Regions from separate parts of the Homo sapiens genome. Here region 2 is linked to region 1. Evidence: read pairs that join two places in POLR2A ChIA-PET (ENCODE). Cell type or tissue: Panc1. All regions are shown on one strand. Each heading gives the region's core, and the rest is flanking DNA. Links, peaks and the distances in the headings are about the cores only.

Region 1 (4,401 bases), core at 210-4,209:
CTTGGGCAGAAAGAACTCATTTTTCTTTCACCTCCTCCAAAGGTGTTACAGTAAAACAAAGAGGAGCAGCTTTTAGGGTGAGTTAATGACTTGCCTGCATTTGCAGCAGGCAGGAACAGAAGCAGGGATGCGTTTTGTCTTGTGAAATGTCAGAACAGTGCCTTCAGCACAATGAAAAGTAGTATTCTTCCTAAAAAGGAGCCACTCTGATTGCAAAGTTTACATGGGCACATTTAATCTAAAAAAAAAAAAACAAAAACATTCTGGGGGTGGCAATGAACAGCTTAGTTCAATTTTATTTACAAACACACTTCCTTACTTTAAGTGAGAGAGAAATAATGGGGAGTCAAACACATCAGGTGTTTAAATTCACTAAATACTTGAGTCAGCCATTTGGTCACTAAGTCTATTGGGAAGAGCCAGAGAAGAAAAATAAATGATCCCAGTGGGACAGAAAGCAAGGGTATGACCAAAGAAACCTGGGAAGAAGTAGAAATGAAGGGGAAGGTTGGCCATCAATGTTAGAGGGAACACAGAAAAGGTTGTGGAATTTGGCAATAAAAGTTGAGTGTTATGCAAGAGAGAATCATGTCTGCATCATGGCAGAGGTTTCTTTTCTTTTCTTTTTAAATTTTTTTTGAGATGGAGTCTTGCTCTGTTGCCCAGGCTGGAGTGCAGTGGTCAGATCTCGGCTCACTGCAACCTCTGCCTCCTGGGTTCAAGTGATTCTCCTACCTCAGTCTCCTGAGTAACTGGGACTACAGGTGCGCACCACCATGCCTGGCTAATTTTTGTATTTTTAGTAGAGATGGGGTTTCACCATGTTGGCCAGGATGGTCTTGATCTCTTGACCTTGTGATCCATCTGCCTTGGCCTCCCAAAGAGTTGGGATTACAGGTGTGAGCCACTGCGCCCTGCCACAGAGGTTTCTTTCTTATGGGATGAGAAATGGAATGATACATACTTGGCAGGACAGGCAGGGTTGAAGATAAGTTTGTTTGTTTTTCCCTGAAAGTTCGATGAAATTTAAGAATGTTGGTAGGAACAGATGGAGTTTGGTGAGAGGAAAAGATAGAAGAGAAAGGTTATAATGGATCAGGCAAAATTCCAGAGAGGTCAGGAGAAACTTTATGCAAAGGATGTTTCATCTGGAACTTGCTGGGGATTCTTCTCTCATAATCAATTCTCTCATCAATGAACACAGATAACCCTAGTCATTGATAGATCAGATCCTAAGATCTCGCCACTACAGGATAATTCTAGGTTAGCGTGGAAACCTACACTTGAAAAAGCATCCTTTCCTACCTTATTTTGAAATGATATCTGATATAGTTTGGATGTCTGTTCCCTCCAACTCTCATGTTGAAATGTAATTCCCAGTGTTGAAGGTGAGGCCTGGTGGGAGGTGATTGGATCATGGGGCAGATCCCTCTTGAAGGCTTAGGACCATCCCCTAGGTGATCAATGAGTTCTCAGTTCATGCGAGATCTGATTGTTTAAAAGTCTGGAACCTCCTCTCACCTCACCCTCTTGTGCTTGCTCTTGCCATGTGACATGCTGGTTCCCTGTTATCTTCTGCCATGATTGTAAGCTCCCTGAGGCCCTCACCAGTAGCAGGTGCCGGCACCATGCTTCTTGTACAGCCTGCAGAACTGTAAGTCAAAATAAACCTATTTTCTTCATCAGTTACCCAGTCTCAGGTATTCCTTTATAGAAATGCAAGACTGGTCTAATACAATATCTTTCCCCATCATTCTTTAATTTCCAAATTTTTCAGTTCTCCACCCCTTCCCCACCATCATACACCCCTTAAAAGCAGAGAGACTAAGTCTTACTCCTCTTTGAACATCACACCAGAGAAGGCCCCTAGTAAACATTTATTAAGCAAAATAAAAGACAACAGACCCTAAAATGGTTGTCAAATGACATTGTCAGTCATTCTAAATTTAGCTCAGTGGTTCTCCAACAGGACAATTTTGCCCCTCAGGGTATATTTTGATAATGCCTGCAGATATTTTTCACTGTTACAGTTGGGGAGGGGATTGCTATTGGCAACTAATGGGTAGAGACAAAGATGCTGCTAACCATTTGCAAAGCACAGGTCAGGTCAGTCTTTCAAAAGAAAGAATTATCTGACCCCAAATGTCAATAGTGTAAGGTAATTCTTTTTAAAACTCAGTCCTGATCATGTCACCCTTTAGTTTAAACCCTTCAGGAATTTTCCACTACTCTTAGGATAAAAACCAGAAACACTGAACTAGCTTGAGGTTGAGTTGCCAACTAAGAGAGAAAATACATTTTCAATTCTTCTGGTCCTTTTTGTCTTGTTTGCTTCACAAATAAACTGAATTGGCTTTCAAGGAGTTTAATTTTATAACAACTATCCTTTTATCTATTTCCTTTCATTTTGCCTCTTTCCTCTAATTACAAATTCTAAAGAGTGGCACATATTAATTATTGGGAAGTCTTATCATTTAATGTGAATTCACCTTGTGTTCAGATAGTTACACTAATGAACCATTCATAAATACCAATGAACCTCATTGGTTCAGTTAGCTCAATAAATCTCTCCAGAAAAACATCTCCTCTGCTTCCTCTATGTTTGCCTCAGCCAGGATTTACTAGCTTGACTACGGAAGTGTGGCCTGCAATTACCACGACTTCATTGTTTCTAAAAATATAACATATTTACTAACACACTCCGAAATTGTGTCATTAATAATTAAGGCAAAGCAGCAAGATGAAGTACAGCATCCTTAATTTAAAATTGTTTACTTACTAATTTGCAAAATGTGATCAAGTTTAATGCATCTCTGATTATTACTGTGAATTAATGGGGTCCTACTGTATTCTAAATGGGTTTTCAATATAAAATTCTTTTTTGTCTCAAAATCATTTCTAGCTCAATATTTGGAAATGAAATTCAGTTCCCTCCAAACTTGGTCCTTTCCCAGTGTTCCTACTCACAATGAATGGCACGGTCTGCATGCACTTATACACATACAATAAGCCTGAAACCTCAGAGGCATCCTTACCTTCCCACTCCATCTCCCCAACAGCCATACCATTTGGACATCTCATTTCCCAAAAAGCCCCCTCACCCATCCCCATTCCCACTGCCTCATGGTCTCTGCCACCACTATCTTAGCCCAACCTACCAGTCTCTTGCCTGCACTACAGCAATAGCTTCCTAACTGCTCTTACCTTTCTCACCCTTGCCCTTCTTCCATATATCCTTGGCACTACATCTAGAGTAACTTTTTAAAATTTGGTCCTGGTCACGTCCTTCTTTAGTTTTAAACCCATCAAGGGTTTCCCACTGCTCTTAGGATAGAGGCCAGAAGTCCAACACGGTATCACCCTTTCCACTTCTTTTGTCTCACCTTTGGCCACTCTAGTTCTCTATGTTTCCTTTAGTTTCTTAAATGTCATACTCCCACCTTGCTGCAGGACCTTAGCACATGCAGCTCCCCCTATTTTTAATGTTCCCTGCCTTTCTGACCACTTCAGTCAGGTCCTCTGGCTATACACTTTTCTAGAACCACATAACTTTCCTTCATCACGTACAGCACAGTTTTAAATTACACAGCCATTTTCCTGATCGATTTACTAATGTTTGTTCTCCCTCTAGTGTGTAAGCACCAAAAGAGAAGGGGCTGTGTCTGTTTTTCCTCACCACTGAATTCCCGACATCGAGATAGTAAATGAATGAATGAATGAAGTGCTCCAATTTGAATAAATTCCAAAAAGAGGTGAGAGTATTTTTAAGAAAAAACTATGTTATGCACAAAATCAAATATTGACTAATCCCAAACTAGACAGTGCAAAGCAGCCATTACCACTCAATCCAGGTCTTGAATAAAAATATGTAAGTAGAAGCACAAGAGTTAATCACACACACACACTTAGAATTTCTTCCTCCCACAGATCTGCTGGGACAAGTATCTTAGATGACTCATTCTTCCTGGGTAAACCCCTGGTCAAACCTCTGTTACATTATCAAACACAGAGAAAACTATTTATGAGACATTAGAAAAGATGCTTAATTTCTGTGTATCTCAGTTTTAAAACCCACTTAATTTGCCAACAAAGTGGGATTTTTTTCCTTAGAAATAACCAATAAAAATTAGTCCTAGGAAATTCACAAACAATAAGCAAAGTTTAATGGGACATAATATATTGGAACTCATTTCAGAATTGTGAAGTAAAGAAGGTCCATCATTGTTATCTCCCAGTTTTCCTTCTGTAGCTTTATTTGTTAATAGGGAAAAACCATCCCACCGCTCTCAGCTATCAACTCTCCTATTAACAGTTTTTCTAATAATCTGATAAACTTACTTGTTTCAAGATGTTGATGACAGATGAGGCAATCTCAAAAATATTTCCCTTTTAAAAATAAAG
Region 2 (4,401 bases), core at 308-4,307, 930 kb after region 1:
GATATGGCACAAAAGCGCACTCTGAGGAAGATATTAGTACAGAACTCGCAGGCCTACTCTGAGGCCTGAAAGAAAAAATGCAGGAAAAAGCATTTGTTTCTAGGCTGCAGAAAGTACTCAGCAAATGCTAGCCATTACTACTACTATTATTATTTTACTAACTTTTCTTGGCCCCCTTTTTTCTCATCTATAGTAATAAGCTGGCATACATTTCAAATGAGCTGGCATACAGCTCTAACAAGCTTTTAGATGAGATTACTCAAGAAGCTGCACGTGATATCTAAAGAGGACCTAATCTCCAAGTCCAGATCACATGAGGTCACCTTGTAATATTTAAGATGAAGCCAAAACACAACCTAAATACATACAACCATAAGTGAAATTTAATGGTGTGCATTAGGAGGAATTATAGTGCCACTGGGCCTATTACTACAGGAGGAAAATGGTTAACAAAGAGAATTCTCATAACACCTGAGTTTCTAAGACTCTCTAAAAGCAAATGAGTCTGTACTCCAACTGTAGACTCAGTTGCTATGTAAACTGTTCTTCATAAGGCATTTAAAGACTTAGCGCAAGTGGCTTGAGGTTTAATCTTTTAATTCCATTGCGCCATACGTTCCTTGTAGGTTCAGTGAACAAGGAATTCAGATATAATATTAGAAACCCATTTTCAGGAAAGGGCTTAGGGATGGAAAAAAATGTGCCGAATTTTAGTGCACAAAAGAGACTCCAGACTAATCTCTAGATTTACTTGGTCTAACGGTAATTCTCGTGCAGGGATCCTGCTGCAGAGACACATGCTTACCCAGTAAATTGTCTAGGGTGCACCTCCCTACCATTCACCCTCCTCCCTGAACAGCACCACCAAAGGCTGTCTTTATTAAAGGGCTTGTATTGATGGAATCTGTTTACAGACATGCCAATTTGGGTCATTTCCTCCCTGATAAAAGGCCCAATTCACTGTGAAACAGTATGTGCCACTTATGAACTTGGGGACATTTGCACTTTAGAATAGTAGAAATAGTCAGATGTCCACATTATAAAACACAGGGTGCATGTTGGAACCACTTGTCACCTAGCCAAGCAGAATGAAGGCCACTGGCTCTCCAGAGGTGGCCCTGCCACCTCAGACACACATACAGGGCCCTGGCTGTGATGCTGCTCCATGCCTGGTGAAAACCAGACACACACACACACACACACACACACACACACACACACACACAGTTTAAGTAAGTATTTGATGGGATCTTGAAGACGAATGGCATGAGGACTAATTAAAGTCATAGATCCCATGAGAGCAAATAGGCATGTTTGGATGACATTTAGGAACCATCTCCCATATTGAATATATGTACATTAGCGGCCCTGTAAAAGATAGAGAAATACAGTGTTGGGAAAAACAAATCACGATTCATCCAGCCTGAATAACCAGAGCTCGTTTACATATATGAGATTTCATTTTATTTTTTACGAGTCACTTGAGGGCCAGGCACATTTTATATTCGCGCTTTGAGGAAGTGCTGAACATGCTCTTCTTCCTCTTTCCCTCCTCCCCTCAAGAACTTGATGAGTGGGCAAACATTTGGGATACTCCTTGGCACTTTTCTAAAATCACTTATCAGAATTCTCTTCAGTTTTTAATTATTGGTTCCTTTAACTCTTTCACGGCTCTTAGGCCAGGATTTCAGAAGCTGGGAGCCATGAGCAAAGTGGTTGGGACAGGGAGGCTGTATGGAGATTTTGGCCTACACACAGTGTCCCAAATTTCTAGTTTGGACAAAGAAGATAATTCTATGTACCTAAATTTTTCTATCTGTAAAACCCAGACAATGATCATCCCCTCAAAGGAGTATTGTAAGGATTAATAAAACATTCAAAAATCTCTTGGCATTTCTAGACAATAAATTTCACTATTATTTTACATTATCATAAATATTGTTTTATTTTGACCACGTCACTGTCAAGGACTTTTCTTCTTTACCATCTAGCTCTAGGTATAATAGGATTTTTTTTTTTTTTTTTTTTTTTTAAAGGAAAACTCATCTGAAATTTCAGTCAGAGAGAAAAGCACAAGAAAAACATTTTTGGTATATAGTAAAGCAATTTTACTATGAATGTCATCAGGATATAAAGGAGAAAGACAAATTGTGGCATGTTTCATCACATCAAGATAATTAAGCCAATTTTCACTGATGCTTATGAAAGTGTGACACTGAAGCAAGAAAACTCTTTTAAAGTTTTCTATTGGAACCTTTATTATATGTATTCCATTATGATAAGAAATTGGATTTTTCTTCTTCTTTTTTCCACACTGATGTTCAGACCTACATAATTTTGGTGAGTGAGCATGCTAGGGTTGCCAGGGTTAGCAAATGAAAATACAGGATGCCCAATTAAATTTGAATTTCAGGTAAATAATAAACAATTTTAGTATAAGTGTGTCCCACATAACAGTTGGGACATAAGCTGAAAAATCATTCTCATTTATGTGCAATTCGAACCTAACTAGGCATCTTGTATTTCATCTGCCAACCTAAGCATGCTGGCGTTTTCTAATAGATCTGTGGGAGAGATGGGTTAGATGGGTTTGTCAGACCTACAAGGACTGGGGCTGGATGCCTCCTGAGAAACACAATTCACAGCACCTAAGGGCTGTAGTTACCCCTAGTGAAGCCTGACCTCACATCAATACACAAAATATTGGAATCAGTCGGAGAGGGGGTGGTGGGGGCTGGGAGGAAGCGCAGGCCTGCTGGAGTTCCTGCCCCGGCTCTGCACTCACGCCCAATAAGGGACATCGCACAGCGTTCCAGGGGCCTGTGTGGGGCTGATGCTGGGGTCCAGGGAGCAGCAGCCCAGGGACTCACCTGGGAATTCTGGCCCTGGGCAGCAAACCAACCCAGACCTCACTTGCCAGATGGATTCTCACAGACATGGAAAGCTTAGCTCTTGCAGCTAGATGGAGCTAGGGCAGGCCAAGCGGGATGATGTTCAAATGTTCTCATACTTTAAACTTCATTGAGAGATTATGATTATCCCGATATTATGTTTCATATTTCTGCAGTATAAAACCAAGATTAAAAGCACTGGTTTTCAAGTCAAATTGACCTCGGTTTGAATCCCGGTTTCCTCTTCTAGCTACAAAACTGAGCAAGTTGTATGAACTCTGAATACGAGTTTCTCATCTGTAAATAAAGGTAATACTACTATTTCACAGAGATGCTAGAAGATTAAACAAAGTCATTTCTAAAATTCTTAATACAGTTGTCTGCCATAGAGTAAGCTCTCAGTAAATAGTGCCTATGTGCTATTCTAAGCTTTTATAAGGGTGAAATTCCTAATCTGAACTGAATATTACACAAGAAGCCCTGTTCTTGTTGGACTTAATGGTATTCATTGACAACCTTTGATGAAAAATCCATAGCAAGTGTTAGATTGACCTTTAATCATTACTGTCCTATTAGGCCAAAGAAGCCATTAGAGTGTGATGATTAAACTTCCTGTTACATAAGCTGTAACACCATCTTTATTGACAAGAGAAACTTTTCTCATTAACTGAATGCATAAGCTCTGAATGAAGAAAACCCTTCAGCTCAAAACAGGTATTTTCATTGATCAAACTGAGTTATTTCACTGATTCTTCAATAATATATTTCCATATGTGAATGCTTCCTGCCCATATTATTACTGTCACTTTCTCCACATTTATTGGGTTTTGAGTGTCAGCACATGTAGAGCAATGGTGCTCACCCAGCCTATATGTGAACATCATGTAAGGGACTTTGTAAAAAAAATACCTAGAAAGGGCTCCACCCCAGACCAATTGAATTAGAATCTTGAGGTAAGGCATGAACATCAGTATAACTGTAACAAGAGGCCACTTTGAAAATGTTAAGCGGAGGAGAGAAAATGGGCTTTGAGTCACATCAAGTTGAGTTTCAACCCAGATCTCTGTATTCACTAGCTGTGTTACATTATACAATTTACTAATTTATCACAGTATCAGTTCCCTTTATTAGAAAAATTGACATACTTATTCTCTTAAGGATCCATAGAAGTACTACAGAAATGGAAGTTATTTTTCTAGGGTATACGTAAAAGAAGATGGTCTTGTTTAGACATTCCTAGCCAACCAGAGCATTTCTTTTTTTTATGCAAGATTACCAAATCATAGCATGATAGTTTTAATCTTTTTCAGCATTTGTCTTTCTTGACTGTTCATTTATTTTATTTTATTATTTACTTATTTATTTTTGAGGCAGGATCTTGCTCTGTTGCCCAGGCTGGAGTGCAGTGGCATGATTATGGCTCACTGCAGCCTCGACCTCCTGGGCTCAAACAATCCTCCCGCCTTAGCCTCCTGAGTAGCTGGGACTACAGGGGCACATCACTATACCT

Evidence for each region. ChIA-PET counts read pairs that join two places held together with the same protein. Peaks named below come from ENCODE experiments on the same cell type or tissue, not always from the same donor. Only the 100,000 strongest peaks of a DNase experiment are listed, where the experiment ranks them.
Region 2: POLR2A ChIA-PET joins it to region 1 with 11 read pairs; 2 of 35 experiments call an interaction of 5 or more read pairs at or near these places.

The regions. Positions count from the first base shown.
Region 1 is chr2:159,956,734-159,961,134 of GRCh38, forward strand. All of the region lies in intron 20 of PLA2R1 (phospholipase A2 receptor 1), which reads right to left. Among named protein-coding and RNA genes, the nearest start is that of LY75-CD302, 54 kb to the left of the region's middle. In Panc1, for the core only: no CTCF peak of the experiment used is centred there; no DNase peak of the experiment used is centred there; H3K27ac peaks cover 1,811 bases.
Region 2 is chr2:160,890,898-160,895,298 of GRCh38, forward strand. No RefSeq gene overlaps it. Among named protein-coding and RNA genes, the nearest start is that of TANK-AS1, 270 kb to the right of the region's middle. In Panc1, for the core only: no CTCF peak of the experiment used is centred there; no DNase peak of the experiment used is centred there.